Linked DNA regions of Homo sapiens: region 2 is linked to region 1. A link is a loop called in an ENCODE intact Hi-C map of the cell type or tissue named here. Cell type or tissue: lower lobe of right lung. All regions are shown on one strand. Links, peaks and the distances in the headings refer to the core of each region. The heading gives the core; the rest is flanking DNA. Region 1 has its middle 6.8 kb from the start of NDUFV2. Region 2 overlaps ANKRD12 (ankyrin repeat domain 12).

The links. Hi-C counts contacts between places; a loop is a spot of excess contacts. Peaks named below come from ENCODE experiments on the same cell type or tissue, not always from the same donor. Only the 100,000 strongest peaks of a DNase experiment are listed, where the experiment ranks them.
Region 2: it touches region 1 in a loop (2.1-fold over the local background); 84 of 110 quality-filtered maps call a loop at or near these places.

What each region holds. Positions count from the first base shown.
Region 1 is chr18:9,091,731-9,100,076 of GRCh38, forward strand. No RefSeq gene overlaps it. Among named protein-coding and RNA genes, the nearest start is that of NDUFV2, 6.8 kb to the right of the region's middle. RefSeq lists enhancers at 3,623-3,712, 3,763-3,832, 4,313-4,482. In lower lobe of right lung, for the core only: no CTCF peak of the experiment used is centred there; no DNase peak of the experiment used is centred there.
Region 2 is chr18:9,143,907-9,152,252 of GRCh38, forward strand. The region is part of intron 1 of ANKRD12 (ankyrin repeat domain 12); the gene reads left to right. Among named protein-coding and RNA genes, the nearest start is that of ANKRD12, 11 kb to the left of the region's middle. In lower lobe of right lung, for the core only: a CTCF peak has its summit at 4,231 (motif pointing left); no DNase peak of the experiment used is centred there; H3K27ac peaks cover 744 bases.

The DNA.
Region 1 (8,346 bases), core at 94-8,093:
GATCTCAGCTCACTGCAAGCTCCACCTCCTGGGTTCATGCCATTCTCCCGCCTCAGCCTCCCGAGTAGCTGAGACTACAGGTGCCCACCACCACACCCGGCTAATTTTGTTTTTTTTTTTTTTGTATTTTTAGTAGAGACAGGGTTTCACCATGTTAGCCAGGATGGTCTTGATCTCCTGACCTTGTGATCCACCCACCTCTGCCTCCCAAAGTCTTGGGATTACAGGTGTGAGCCACTGTGCCTCGTTATAAATTTCATATTCTTTAGCAGACAAGTCCACTATGAACCCAGTCATGTACTAATAACTAGACTGTGAGCTCCGTGAGGGCAAGACTATATCCAATATCTTGACATCTTCAATACTCAGTGTACCCTTCCCTGACACATGAAAGAAACTTGGAAAACATTAAAGGGATTGAGGAATGGTCTAGTGAATGACAAAATCTATCCCTCTTATCCCATGTCCCAGGGTACACGTTTAACAAAATATTATGAAATTTAGAAAGTGGTCATAAAAAGAGGAAATTTACTATTGCAAGATTTTTTTTTTTTTTTTCAGATAGAGTCACCCTCTGTCGCCCAGGCTGGAGTGCAGTGGCATGATCTTGGCTCACTGCAACCTCCACCTCCCAGGTTCAAGCGATTCTCCTGCCTCAGCCTCCTGAGTAGCTGGGATTATAGATGTGTGCCACCACACCTGGCTAATTTTTGTATTTTTAGTAGAGACGGGGTCTCACCCTATTGGCCAGGCTGGTGTCGATCTCCTGACCTTGTGATCCACCCGCCTTGGCCTCCCAAAGTGCTGGGATTACAAGCGTGAGCCACCGCGCCCAGCCTATTTCAGGAATACTTGATTAAATGAATGTCAACAAGGCTTTCCCCCTGTTGGCCCTGCCTATCTTCATTTTTCAATAATACTTTTCAAAATGCAAATCTGAGAAAACCTATAATGTGGACAAACAGAAACTGTATCCAGTAAAATCTGCACTTGCCAGGACGGTCGGATGAGCCTTTAGAGCCCAGACATTGTGCAAATAGAATGTGAATCTAGGTTTATCTAGTGAGGTCAACCAGCAGGCATTTAGGAACTGCATATGCTCTGGGGAGTAGTGTCCACAGAGATTCAGAGTCAAAGTTCAGCAGAAGAGGAAATTCCTCTGAAAATTTGTGTAAAATTGTCCTCACTACACAAGGACAGCTATAAAATTTTGTAAGCTCCTACAAGTCTGGGACTGCAGTGGGTTTAAGAATGTGTCCATTGTTTTAGCATTTACCTCAGATGAAATGCTGGTTAGAACAGGAAGTTCACTAGTTCAACCATTGTGGAAGACAGTGTGGCGATTCCTCAAGGATCTAGAACTAGAAATACCATTTGACCCAGCCATCCCATTACTGGGTATATACCCAAAGGATTATAAATCATGCTGCTATAAAGACACATGCACTTGTATGTTTATTGCAGCACTATTCACATTAGCAAAGACTTGGAACCAACCCAAATGTCCAACAATGATAGACTGGATTAAGAAAATGTGGCACATATACACCATGGAATACTATGCAGCCATAAAAATGGATGAGTTCATGTCCTTTGTAAGGACGTGGATGAAGCTGGAAACCATCATTCTGGGCAAACTATCGCAAGGACAGAAAACCAAACACCTCATGTTCTCACTCATAGGTGGAAATTGAACAATGAGAACACTTGGACACAGGGTGGGGAACATCACACACCGGGGCCTGTTGTGAGATGGGGGGAGGGGGGAGGGATAGCATTAGGAGAAATACCTAATGTAAATGACGAGTTAATGGGTGCAGCACACCAACATGGCACATGTATACATATGTAACAAACCTGCACGTTGTGCACATGTACCCTAGAGCTTAAAGTATTAAAAAAAAAGTATAATTGACAAAAAAAAAAGTGAAGGAAAAAAATAAATATTTTTAAACATGCAAAATTGTTTAAAAAAAAAGAAAAGGAAGTTCATTTATTAAGAGAAATTACTCCTTGGTTTCAAACTAAAATACTTACCCTCATTCATTCTTTCTCTTCTTCCTTCTTTTCCTCTCTCTTTCTCTCCTTCTTCTTCTTTCTCCTCCTTCCCACCTCTCTTTCTTTCTCCTTCTCTCTTTCGTTTCCAGCTTTCTTTCAGTACATATATGTACTGTTTTCCTGGGAAATTCCATAAAAATGACAAAGATTTTCTGAGTGGTTCTCTTATTTTTAAGCAAAATCAATATTCACAAAGATAGCCTACTTGCATAACCCGATTAAGCCTCAGTTGGAGTAAACTGATTTTTTTTTTTTTTTGACACAGGCTTTCATTTCTGTTGCCCAAGATGGAGAGCAGTGGCATGATCATAGCTCACTGCAGCCTCAAACTCCTGGGATCAAGCAATCCTCCCACCTCAGCCTCCCAAGTAGCTGGGACTACAGGCATATGCCATCATGCCTGGATAATTTTTAAATTTTTTGTAGAGACGGAGTCTCACAATGTTGCCTAGGCTGATGGTAAATTCCTGGCCTCAAGTGATCCTCCCACTTCAGCTTCCCAAAATACTGGGATTACAGGCACGAGCCACCATGCCTGGCCAATATTTTTAATAGATAATTTCATATTGCGTTTCATGACTCTTCTTATTTAGATACACCATGACACTTGTTGCTGGAGGCCTTTAGCTAAACTTGGAATTTCTGTAACCACTGTACATGTTTATTAAATGATGCTAGCCCTACCACTTTCCATTCCCCTGCGTCACATGCTTACACAAAGTCAAATTGGCCTGCTATGGTTATCTTAGAAGCCAGCCTTTCACACCCTGCTGTAGGTATGGTCCCTGAGAAAGTAAGGGCAGACTCTCTTTCCTTTGATAAATTTGTCTATCATCTCTGTCTTAGGAGGAGTGATTTCCTGATTCTATACATGTAAGATATTTGTGGAAAGTCACAAACATTACTGGCCAATTCAACATTCTTATTCCGTTTTGGGTGACTTAAACCATACATATTAACACTAGCATTCCTTAGATGTTGATAGATGAGTAAGAATCAGATTGTGCACTTCATAAGTACAATGGGGTGGTAGTGGTGGGGTGCGGGGGGAGGTTACCAAGAACTACGGATACTGCAAAACAAATCCCTTAAGTAAATAGTGGAAAATGATAGTTTATTTTAAGCCCTTTGAAAAGTTGAAAAATGATGCAAAAGGAAAGAACTCGTCTGTTCTTAGTCAGCTTTTGACCTTTGACTATATAAACATAAGAAACACATGAGCTAGAGCTAGGTAACTAAGCAGGACTTCTCTGCCAGCCAGATGAGCAAAATGAATCTTCCCATTAAGGTTTATAGAGCACCACTACACAAAACTATCACACTCAATAATTTATTCATGAAGAAGGTGGTTGCTAAGATCTTGGCATTCTCAGTAACTTTTTATTTTTTAACCTATAAAATGAGGAGATTGGACAAGATGTTTTCTAGTCTTTCCTTCTCTAAAATGTTGATACCAGGACCCACCAAGTCAGGCTATCTCAGAATCCACACAATAGTTCCTGTCATTCCACTGCTCTCATAGCAAAGCCCCTTATTATCTGGCTTGAAAGTTCTGTCGTATGTCATCTTGCCATTAGCACGCAACAATTCACACACATAGTATGCAAGGCCCTGCCAAAAGCATCCACGAAGGACGATGAAAGCCTCCGCACCAACATCATGTGCCTCTGTTACTATGCACTGAAATGACCTGGCAGGAAGTGGGCCCCAGAGGAAGAAGGGGAACAACGACTCCTCTAACCTTTATTATCAGAATCTGTTTAGGTTTGTTATGTGCCACCTTGACCTTCTAACTGCTCTATAGCAATGCTTATCTTTCATTTCTTTCAGGTGAAAACATACCTCCAAGAAACCCTATTTATGGCAAATTCCTGTGTAACCTTCAAGTGTTACACGCCCTGTGACATCTGACATCCCCAGTAAGACTTTGGGATTCCTTCCTCTCTAAGTTCCCAATTCATGTTGCACATACACTCGTATTATAATCTTTTCCCTGCCAGCATGTAAGGTCTTCCCAGGAAGGGCTATGTCTTTTGCCTTTGTATCTCCAGTGCCCTAGTGCCTGGCATATAAGAGGAGCTGAACATATATTTGCATAGTAAATGAATAAATGAAAGTCTTTTCTGACCAGTTTCATCCTGCTCCGACCACTCTTTCATTATACAGCTTAGACTATTTACATCTCACCACACAAGCATACACAGCAAATGAACCACTGAGATGCAATATGATTTTTCTTAGTCAAGGAATATTTTAACGTGCAAGAAAATTGACTATTTAAAGAAACTTTACATGAATATTTTTGTAACTGGTCAAGGAAGACATGAATTCAAATATTTACAGGGATTTTAAGAAGCAGCCTGAGGGAGGGAGTCCAGAGCTATTTCTTCTGTCTAGAATGAAAACTGCCCGAAGAGTCTAAGAACTGGCCCATTTCCCTCTTCTCAGCCCACACTCCTCAATACCCTAAATTCAAACCCGAATAAAAATTAATAGCAATCAAAAGAAGTATACTCTAAAGAGGTTTATATCCACTAAAAAGAAATGAATATAAAAGAGAATTATTCAATTTTTCACTTTTATTTTTCCTTTATTAGACTATTTCTCAAAATGAACATAGCTTTGTTTTTTCTTACCATAAAGTAGCATGTGTTAATTGAAATAAAATCAGGCAATACAAAAAGCATAAAGAAAAAAATGAAAATTACCTTTAATGCCATCACTCAGAGAGAACTCTCATTAACATTTTACCTTTCCATATTTTTTCCTATGCATATACAGAAAATGTAGTAATGTTATATGTGATGTTTTGTAATCTTTTTTTTATTAAGTTGCCACACATTATGGGCATCTTTTCTTTACAATAAATATTTTCATTATTATTTTTAAATCTGCAGAGCAATATCCCATTGTATGGCTGTACTGTTATTTAATAAATTCTCTACCGATGTCATTTATATAGCTTCCAGGTTTTCAGTATTACAAATAACACCATGATAAACATTTTTGTATACTTTTTCAGTTACTTCCTTAGGATAAATTCATATTAAGAAACCGAACACATATTGCCAAATTACCCTCTCCAGAGGCTGATCTTATCACACTCCTACCATCACCAATGAGAGCATGTAGCTCCACACATTACCAACAACAGTGATCAGCAATTTGCAAATCTATCAGGCAAGAATTACATTCATTGTTGTTTAATTACTTTGACTACTTGCTAGGGAAGCATGGATCAAATTCTGATAGAAAATTTCACTTCAGCTGCAGAAGCTGCTAGGATCAGTCCCATGTTGGGGAAGTAACGAGCGATGTGAATCTGATAATGGCTTAGGTGACGTTCTGCTTATATTATTTTTTTAAAACAATCTGTTCTTGAAGTCTATGTAATTAAGTTACTGGCTGTTTTGATTTTCATTTTCCCTTTTGGTCTCGAATATGCAAGAATAACTTGAGAAGAATCTGAAAGAATCATGCAGAACTCACTCGCTAACCTCACGTCCCCCCTCACCTCAATGTGAAATGGGTCTAACACTTCAGTTTACCAATGTGACCGGATCATTCTTCTTTACATGCTCCAATTTCCTGCTGGAAATACTTCTCTCTCTCTCTGTCTCTCACCCAGCAGTAACCTTATCCCATTTTTCCCTTCCATTGAGTTTTGACTTTATACCAACTGGCTCCCTTTCCCTGCAAAGCAGGACTGGGCCTGCAGCTCACATTTTTCATTAGAAAACCCAGCAAGGCAGGCACGTCAGTATTGTTATGTGAGGGCATGCTGAGAGCCAGAGTGCACGATCTACCTGTGGCTGCTTTAATAAGTAGGATGTGACTTAGGAGTTAATCACAATTTAGAAAGCCTGACTAAAGTGTTCCATAGATGGAGCAGACAAGTTGTTAGATACTGAAAAAAAAACAAAAAACAAAAACAAAAACCCAAAGCTTTTCTGAACTCTTACTGTGTACCAGGCACCATGTTCATCATTTTCCATAAACTGAATGATTTAATGTTCTAATTATACTTTCAGAAACTGAGAACCAAAGCTTCACAAAGGCGAGTAAGTGACGAGGTCAGAATTCAAATCCAATTACAAAGCTCATGATTTTCATTACACCACGTCCTTGATAGTGCCTATGTGTGATGGTTTAAATGGCTAAGAAATCAAGAATGAGAGAGTCAAAGTTCCCACATTTGGTCATCCCTGTAGACTTTATTCTAGCTCCCCCAGCCTCCAGTCCCTCACTCCCCACCCCCAACACCCACACATTCTTTATTTAATGGCTTGACCACTATAGTTAGGGCCAATTTCCCTGGGCTTATGGTACTAGTGCCAACTTAGAATAGTGGAATATATCAAACCAGGCAGCCATGATGTTCACTATGGGTTCATTACATAATCAAGCCAATTTCAATCAAGCTTGTAGGGTTAGGTCAGTAACTTGAAATCATCGATGTCCATGCTGGTCTGTGTCCAGAAATAATGACTTTGATAGTGGGAGGAAGAAGAGGAATTTTCCAAACAGCCCCCACAATTCTATCCTAAGGACTCTGAGAATAGTTGATTGCACATGAGGCTACTTTATAAGTGGAGTGGCTCCAGAAATTAACTTACGTTACTGGGTGTAAAAGATATCCATTCTGACATTCTCACTTAATAAATATTTGGGCTAAGGATAAGCCAAAGTCATGCTGGACATTAACAAGTCTTTTGACTTGGTGAACAGTGTGGTGCCACACTTACTGGCAGTTGAATTGAAATAAAGTTGAATTGAACTAAAAGCATCTTACTTTCTGTAACATCTTCAAGAAGGTGTTAACAGGTTAGACACTCCCTTAGCACACATCCTTAATGTTTTAAACATTACTCTTTGCACTTTTTGGTTCTGTTCCTAGGTAATAGAAATTGGGGGCACCTGGTAAGTCCTTGATTAGTGTCAGGCACCAGTGGGATATACACTTTCTCTATAGGTCATGAACTCAAAAAGACGGTGGTCTACTGTGGATGATCCCGTTAGTTGCCTACCTAGATTTACTTCTTCAGCCCCTTCCTTGCTGGCAGAGCTATTTTGTTCAGGAGCTAATGGGCCCCAAACTAGCCCTTCCATTCTCCTTTCTGATTAGTGGCTTAATTATCTTAATATTGTAATGTTCTATTCTGATGATGGTGATGATGATGATGAAGGCTAACACTTACTAAGCATTTACTCTGTGCTAGGTACTTTTTAAAGAACTTTAAAAGGTATCAACTCATTTCGATACAGGAGTTAAGAAGAAATTGCTTAGGCAGATAGTGAGGGTATGGGAGTCCTCAGTAAGGTTTCCCTTTTAATAAAAAGCAGCCGCCAATCATTTTCTTTTCTAACAAAGAGCAGCCTGTAAAATCGAGCTGCAGACAGACAAGCAAACTAGGAGCTTGCACAGGTGAATTCTGGCAGTTGTGCCCATAGGAATATACTACCTGGGATGAGGCATGTTCAAAGTGGCGGCCCCATCTTCTCTTTTTGCCAGCAACGTGTACAGTAAGGAGCAGACTAGATGGCACTGCCCAAGTGGAAAGCCCATTTGTATAATAAGATTAGGGTTGGGAGACCAGCCTTCCCCTTGCTACATAAACGTTACACCTGGTCAAACCAATCTGTGAGCCCTACATAAATCAGACACTGCCTCCTCAAACCTGCTTATAAAATCTGCTGTGGTCCGCCCATGTCCCTTTTTTCAGACGTCTTACAAGGAGCTGCTCTCCTCTCCCCTTTCTTCTGGCTATTAAACTTTCCGCTCCTTAACCCACCCACATGTGTCCCTTTCCTTAATCCTCTTGGCAGGAGATGCTGAACCCTGGATATTTACTCCAGACGGTGATGCCACTTCAATTTCATTCTTGTAAACCAAAAGAGATAGTTCTCAATCAATTTAGAAAGTTTATTTTGCCAAGCTTAAGGACGCACCCTGACATAGCCTCAGGAGGTCCTGCCGACCTGTGCCCAAGGTGGTTGGGGTACATCTTGCTTTTATACATTTTAGGGAGACATGAGACATCAATCAATATGTGTAAGATGTACATCTGTTCACTTCGGTAAGGCGAGACAACTTGAGGGAGAGCTTCCAAATCCTAAGTAGATAAGAGACAGAAGGTTGCATTCTTTTGAGTCCTTGATCAGCCCTCCACTGAATACAAAATTTAGTCTGGCTCAGTGCATTTGCATTTTTACATGAACAATAGGGCAGAGAAAGCAATCAGATATGCTCTTGTCTCACGCAAGCCTCAGAGGGATGACATCGAGATC
Region 2 (8,346 bases), core at 177-8,176, 52 kb after region 1:
TTTTTCACCCTTTGAAGCTCTTCCTCTTCCTTCAGGCACTAGTGCTCTTTCTTGGAAAGCCCCATTGAAAATTAATCTATACTTACATAGATACTTACATACCTATATTTGTGTTATTAAACTTAAAAATTATATTACCACTTTCATTTTACATTAGCTAATGCATGAGGAAATAATCATTTGCATTTTCTCTACTGTGACTTGACACATCATATCCTGTGGCCATTTTTCTCTTTTTTTCTTACTCAAAACTTCCAGGAGTAGCAATCAATAATTTAAATAATATTTTAACATTTTTGTTAGGGTTTTACAGCATGCAATTATTGTATGCTATTGTTTAAAGATTATAATAAAAAGGTTATTAATTCTCCAACCTCCTTTTGCATAATCTTTATATATTAGTGATTATTAATCTTCTATATGTTACAAATATTATTTTATAGCACCATTGTCCCTTCAAAAACCCCAGAAGAATAGGCTCTGTCCAAAGTACTACTACCTTATTGGGGTGATTACTCTTTATGCTCTTTTATTATTCCATTCACACTCCTAGTCTAAGAATTTCCCCTCCCTATAGCTTTTGTATACTCAGATGTTAGGGTGGGAGTAGCAGAAAACAGAATCTTTTGAGCATAAGGGGAAACATGTAGTCTCACACTTGAGTCGTATTCATTATGAAGTGCTAATAGACTGGCAGAGGTATAATTACAACTACTCCATAGTTGATTATAGGTTCTCCACATATACTTGCAAAAATCTTAACGAGGTTTATCTTATTCCCATTTTGCACCTAAGGTTCAAGTTAAATCATTTAAAGTTATACATATCTAGTAAGTGATGGTGACTATATTGCTTCCTTTCAAAACTGCACCTTCAAAGATGATGATATTAAAAGAAAAGATAAAATGATAAATTTAGAAACTTTAGGGGAAAATATGTAATTTGCATATCATATTAATTATGTATGTATTTGTATGTATGTAATACATACATTATGTAATAAATATGTATACATATTAATATGTGTATCATACTAATATATCAATAATTATGATTATGGACTTTTACAAGGAGTAAAAAGTGAAAAGTCATGAAGTATTCAGTCTGAAAATGTAATGGGTTCTTGAATTTGAAAGTATTTGAAATTTTTATCTTTTTATTTCTGAATTTTCCAGTTTTACCACAATGAACAAGTATCATAGATATAATGAAGTTTTTGTTAGTTTTATTTTTAGGTATGGGTTCTTGCTCTGTTGCCCAGGCTGGAGTGCAGTGGTGTCATCCTAGCTCACTACAGCCTCAAACTTCTGGGCTCAAGGAATCCTCCTGTCCCAGCCTGTCTTGTAGCTGGGATTGCAGGCATATGCCACCATGCCAGACTCTGGATGTAGTGAAGTTTTAAACATTTACATAATTAACAGTTTTTAGAGGAATGTCTCTAGGTACAGCATTACATCTAGCATTGTTGAGGCAGGGATTCGGGAAGATACAAGTGAAGGCAATATTATAGTATGTGTCTTTTTAAGAATTCACACTCAGGAAACAAAATACACACATAATCACATAGGAGGATAGTATTATTCCTTAATCATCCAAATTGCTTTCTAGTTGCTGTGGAAAGGAACATGGTAAGCCATGTAAAGACACGAATCATTCTGTCTTGTTCTCTATTCCATCACGTTGTAAATGGTTAGCATATGTTTATTGAATGAATGAGAATCACCTCAGTGCCAGTGGCAAGAGGGTGGTCTGACTGGCATAAGAGGATGAACTGGGACTAAAAGTGGGTAGCAGTTGAGAACAGCCACAATTACTAGGATGAGGGGCTTAATAAAAATTAATTTCCAAGGTGGGAAATGATATAATACACATTTTCTTAGAAAGTAATTCTAGAAGTATAGAATTTAAATAGGAGGTAACTATTTAGAAAGGTTCTTAAGGGTTTAGACCCCAATTGTAAGCACATATCTGAAGAAGGCATTCTCTGTTTATGGGCAACTTAAAATCTAGCAAGAAGAGGTAATTACCTAAAACCAAGATGCATAATTAGGAAGAGGTTCTGTGTATATTTTGAAGTTGTAGATTTTTTGGTGAATATGAGTTCAGGGAAAAGGACCTGTGTGTTTTAGGCACTGAAATAGGTCTCTTCAAAAAGGCCAAGAATCACTGAAATGTAGGTTCAGTTTTTGCTGTAGAACTCTTAGATTCTTAGAGTCCTTAATTTCTTTTTTAGGGGTTATTTTTTATAATGTAATTCCTTTAGTAAACCTGCTTAACATTTGCACCATCAGTGACATTTGCCTTTTTTTCCCCCGATTCAAAAACATTTGTGTGGTTATATGTCAGAAAGTGTTCTATTTTAAAAATAAAACCAAGCCTGGCACAGTGGCACATGCCTGTAATTCCAGCTACTCCAGGAGGTTGAGGTGGGAGGAACATGAGTTTGAGCCCAGCCTGGGCCAAAATAGTGAGACTCCATCTACAAAAGAGTTTTGGCTGGGCACAGTGGCACACACCTGCAATCCCATCACTGTGGGAGGCAGAGGTGAGAGGATTGCTTGAGGCCAGGAGTTTGAAAGTAGCCTGGCCAACATAGTGAGACTCCATCTCCATAAAAATAAAAAAAAATTAAAAACCAACCAAATACACGCTTATTCTTTTGCATTGATGTTGGAGTTTTCAGAGTACCAGCCTTTTCACATTACTTTCTTTCAGCTATTAGAATACAGTGAAATTACTCTGTTCTGGTCCCTCATTACCATATTTCTCCTTCTCATCAACATGCTTTGGCAGGGAAAACAGTTTATAATTCTAAGTGACTTTGGTCAGAAGAGCTACCAGTGACATATACTGCTACATTAAACCAGTTTAAAGTGTGTTTTCCTTTGAATGCCCTGGAATATACAGTTGTTCTGAAATCTAGTGTATATTATAAGAGGTAGGTTTGTGTTGGAGAGTGAGCAGGATAAAGAAAAACGTAGCAGTTCAAGACTAAAAGGCCTAAACAATTCAGTCCTGGTATAGTCATGGAAGTGACAATTTTAATCTGTAATTTGAGCAGTGTTATTACCCGTCATATTATTGGATCAGGGTGGAAATGATGTTGTATGTAAGTTAGAAATACTTTATTTATTACTTGGATTGCTGTCTTGTAGGGACACAACTTGCAGCTCTCCACAACTGCATCAAGAATTTGGACGTAGTTTTTTTTTAGGATCTCAGGCTTATATTGCAGAAGCAGTGATTATTGTAAACTATTCTGGTTTCTTAATGACCTATCCCAATCTCACTTATCTTATGTACCACTGTTAAAACTATATCGATTATTTAAGTAGTTAAAAATCCTTTCATTTAAGGCTAAAGTACGTGCCTGTCATTTTTATAGAAAGCAGTAAAAGTGAGATAGGGCACTTTTGGGGGTTAAGCTGTGAGCAATACTTAAGATTAGCACCAGCCTTATTTATAATTGTTATAATATGTTGCAAAGATTGGCTGCAATAGCCTATCTTTTGTGGGGGGCTGCAGAGGGGGCAAAAATAAAATACAAAAAAATTTATTTAGAATATTTTAGATAATTTAAAAGGTACAAAAAATAGCATGATGAACTTTCCTTTTTCTCTAGACCTATTTAAATCCTTTTATTTATTCATTGTTCATCTCAACTGTGACCTATTCAGTGAAGCCTGACCTCTTCCATCTTAAGTCTGTTGCACATCGTATATAGTAGTGAGAGCAGTGTGACTAGAGGAGTTGAAAATAAGATTTATGTATGTAGTAGAAATGTACCTAGAAATCTAGTGAAAGCTAAACTTCAACATTTCACTGTATGCAGAACAAAACTAATAAAGTATAGATTTGAGAGGAACCAAACAAAATAATTATTTTAGGAAGATCAGTTGTGTGGAGCAATAGGTCTAAAAGGAAGTGGTGAATTGCCAACTCATTTTGATTGGCTTTTTCACTGTACTTACTCTGTGAAATTTTACTTGGCCTTCAAACAGTTTACCATTTTGCTAGAAGAGAAAGGAGATGGCAGAATTCTTAATTATGAATTTTTCTAGTTTTCAGGGTTTTAGAATCCTTTTAGAACCTGTAAACTTTTTCCCTATTGACAGTGAAGTGAATACAGTGGCTATTAGATTCTACTTTTCAACATTGGTAGTATTTTCTGCTCCCAGTGCCAGAAATGCAAGTAAAGCTGGCTAACCATTTTCTCTGAGCTGTTGCAGCCCTCTACTGGTTTATGGAAGTTGCAGCAATTTAGAACCTGTTAGGGCCAGAAGGTCAGTAAACTCAGCAACTCATTTAAAAAATCTCAGACCTTTAGAAGTCATCTGTGCCAACCCTCTCAATTGCAGATGAATATTTTATATACCTACCTTAACAATTCTGGAGGGAGGGAAAAATATATATATATACACACACACGTATGTATGTATGTATAAGATACCCTAGGCAAATAGATAATTGTAAATATAACTGCCCATATTTATTTACAAACTCTAAATGTATTGTTAGAATGTGATCCTTTACAATCAGATGTTTCATGTTGTCAAAAACATCTCTTTAAAGTCTTGTAAATATTTAATGAAGTAATGAAAATTTTATTTTTTAAAAATTTGAGGTGTTTATTTATTACTATTAGAAGATAAATACAACAGATAAATGCTAATTGCTTAAATTATTTCCAAAGCAATTTTACTTATTTATTGCTGGAGCCAGAACTTAGGTTTCATTCTAGGCTTCTTGTTCTTGTTTACTCTTCCACCCCTGTCCCCTGTGATCCTCCCCCCGCCACAATCTGGTCATTGTGCTTTAAGTGGTCTCCTTGTGTCTTAGGTAATTCCTCTTAAGTCCATCTTCCAGAGTTTCACCAAGGGCACCTTTCTGAACACACTACTCGAATTATGTCACTACTTTTTTAGAAGCCTTTTTTGTTACCATAAAGAACAGACTACACAATGACAAGGGGCTTCATGATGAGATCCCTTCCTGCTTCAGCCTCATTTTCTGTCCCACTCTGCTTCAGTTTTTTGCTGTTCCTTCATTGTGGTCTGCTTTTGTGTGTGGGCATGTGTGTACACCTGTGCATATGCTTATCCTCCTCCCACACCAGCCCCATCTATATCTACCTGCCTCAGAGTCATCCTCAACACTCTATTTTAGTGTTCCCTCTTCTTGAAATTCCCTACCCCTACCTCCGTACGCATGCACCCAAATTGGGTGCTTGCTTACATAGCATTTATTATTCTGCATGGTAACTAAATTGTCTTTTTTCTGTTAAAAACTGTCAGTTCCCTTCAGGCTAGGATTGTGTTTTGTTCATCTTAGTTCCATTATGTGACATGTAAGTGTTTAATAAATGCTAAGTGATAGAATAATTGCATGAGCAAACTAGGATATGATAGCTAAAGGAAATACCCACACTTAAATAAGTTAACATCACAGACTTAATTCATTTTTCTTGACATTTTAAGGAGAATTAGTTCATTTAGACTAGTGTTTATTGAACATACTTTTCATGATATCTATATTAAGGAAAGCGATGGTTGGGGGAGATAAAGAATAGTAGAATTTTAGAATTGGAATGAACATCATTTTAAAATGAGGAAACTGAAAGCCAAAGAGTTTACTAGAAATTTCAAGTTACAATTAGAACCCAAGTTTTATAGTGCTTATTTTTTACTTTCCTAATTTCCTTCTAATGTATTTTACCTAGATTTGGCTAGGATTAGTAGATACCGGTTGTTTATTATTTCAGGCAATTGGACTATCTAAATAGAACTCTATCCTGTAGGTTTACCTTTGTGGAATTTTGAAAGTAATAATAGACATATAGCTAAAGCAAACCGACTATTTGTAATGATTTATTTATTTATTTATTAAATTTTATTTTTTTTTTTTTTTGAGACGGAGTCTCACTCTGTCACCCAGGCTGGAGTATAGTGGTGCAATCTGGACTCACTGCAACCTCCACCTCCTGGGTTCAAGCCATTCTGCTGCTTCAGCCTCCTGAGTAGCTGGGACTACAGGCATGCGCCCACCACGCCCGGCTAATTTTTGTATTTTTGGTAGAGACGGGGTTTCACCATGTTGGCCAGGCTGGTCTCGACCTCCTGACCTCAGGTGATCTCGCCTCGGCCTCACAAAGTGCTGGGAATACAGGAGTGAACCATCGTGCCTGGCCTGTAATGTATTTATTTTGTATAGTCTTCTGAATTCTTTGTCAGGCTCAGTTTCCCGAAAGGTATAATATTTAGCAGCACCAATAAAAAATGAATCCTTTGTTTACTGGATTGAGCTTGTGTCCTAAATCTTTTGCTTCTTTCCCTATTCTGGATTTAGAGTTAGAAAATATGTAAGTACCTTTTATCTCGTTTCGTCTACCACTGTCTGAAGCACTCCGTTACCTGCCATCTCATGTATTACTTCCTCTTGAGTTCTACCCAGAACGCTGTAGGACTCCAGAGGAAACCAAGTAGAAATGGATCTATGTTATTATTTTAAAAGAATTTTTTTTGCTGATAAAAGCAGTACATTTCCATTCTAAAGTTAAAACTTTAGAGAACTTTATAAAATAGACCATAAAAATTCCTTAAGGACTTTTAAGAACATTGTTTTAAGGACATTGTTGAGGACAGTTTATTGTAAAAGATTGTAGATGCCTGTACTTTTTTCTTCATCTTTTGCATGCTGTTGGTGGTTAAATTTTGTGATTTTGTGATTTTTTTTAAAATTTATTTTTATTTTTTATTATTATTTTTTGAGACGGAGTCTCGCCCTGTTGCCCAGGCTAGAGTGCAGTGGTGTGATTTCGGCTCACTGCAAGGTCCGCCTCCCAGGTTCAGGCCATTCTCCTGCCTCAGCCTCCCGAGTAGCTGGGACTACAGGCACCTGCCACCACACCTGGCTAATTTTTTGTATTTTCAGTAGAGACAGGGTTTCACCATATTAGCCAGGATGGTCTCGATCTCTTGACCTCGTGATCCACCTGCCTTGGCCTCCCAAAGTGCTGGGATTACAGGTGTAAGCCATCGCGCCCAGCCAATTTTGTGATTAAAAAAAAAATGATGCTAATTTCTTGATCTGGAATGCAACCATGAGCTTTTTGTGGGAAAATGTTATGGAATAACTGCCAGAAAACATTGTGGTGAAAATTAACTATTACTTTAGGAAAATATGATAAAGAGAGCATGTTCCCTTTTTATAGACTGAATTCTCACTTGAATGGCTTAAATAGCTAAGGCAGGGAGGGAAGTCCAGTTAATATCTCAGAAGCACAACTATTTGTTTCGAGGCTTTTTCCAGTATTTTTTTCAAAACCACTTTAAAAATGTGAGGGAATTAAGCTGCTTGTTCGGTTTAAGTAGGAATTACTTAGTGTTTATGTCTAATGGTTTATTTTTTGCATGTGAGGAAAACAGCAGAAAACATCTAATAATTTATCATTTTGCATTCATAGAAAAAATACTAGAATTTGGAGTGAAATCATTCTAAACCTCTTATTTAAGAAGCAGAATTTTGGAACGAGAGGATCTTAAATGTCATCTAATTTAATTTTACTTTCAAGAAGAAACAGAAATACTGAGAACTGATGAAGGTCAACCAAAAAGTCTTTGGTAGATCTCAGAATAGAATCTTGGACCTCACGCTCCCAGATCACACTACATAAAAAGTGATGGTCACTTTCCTAACTGAATGACCCTTAAGGACCATTCAAAATTGTGTACTGTGATATGGTCCTTTGCTAGTTGTCTTTTTTTCTCAAATCAATTTCGAAGAAAGCGTTTTTGCCCTGAAAGCGGCTGCAGCTCAGTGGAAGCTGGAACTGAAATAAAGTTAGGAACTTGCATTCCTTGCTCAGAGTTCTCTCTTTACTTTCTCTAGATAGAATACAAAGTGGGTGGTAAATTTGAATATTTTATATGCACTGGGGTCTGTGCTAAGGTATAATTTTAGTTACTTCTCATAGCCTTTTTATTGAACTTTATCATTTCATAATATAGATGATGAAATTAAGTAATTTAGGCCAGGTGCATTGGTTCATGCCTGTCATCCCAGCACTTTTGAGAGGCCGAAGCAGGAGGATTACTTGAGGCCATGAGTTTGTGGCTAGCCTAGGCAACAAAGCAAGACCTGGTCTCAATACTTAAAAAACAAAAAGAAAAAAATAATTTGGACTTTGCTCTCAGTTGTATTTAATCTAAAGTACATGTTTTAGGGACTTCTGGACAAAAGGGTAGACTGGAGATGCCCCCTTCTTTTTCAAATATGGAAAAGCTAGATAAAAATAAAACACTTAAAGAAAGGGGAATCTGCAGGTGCCTGAAATGAAAAAGAACACAG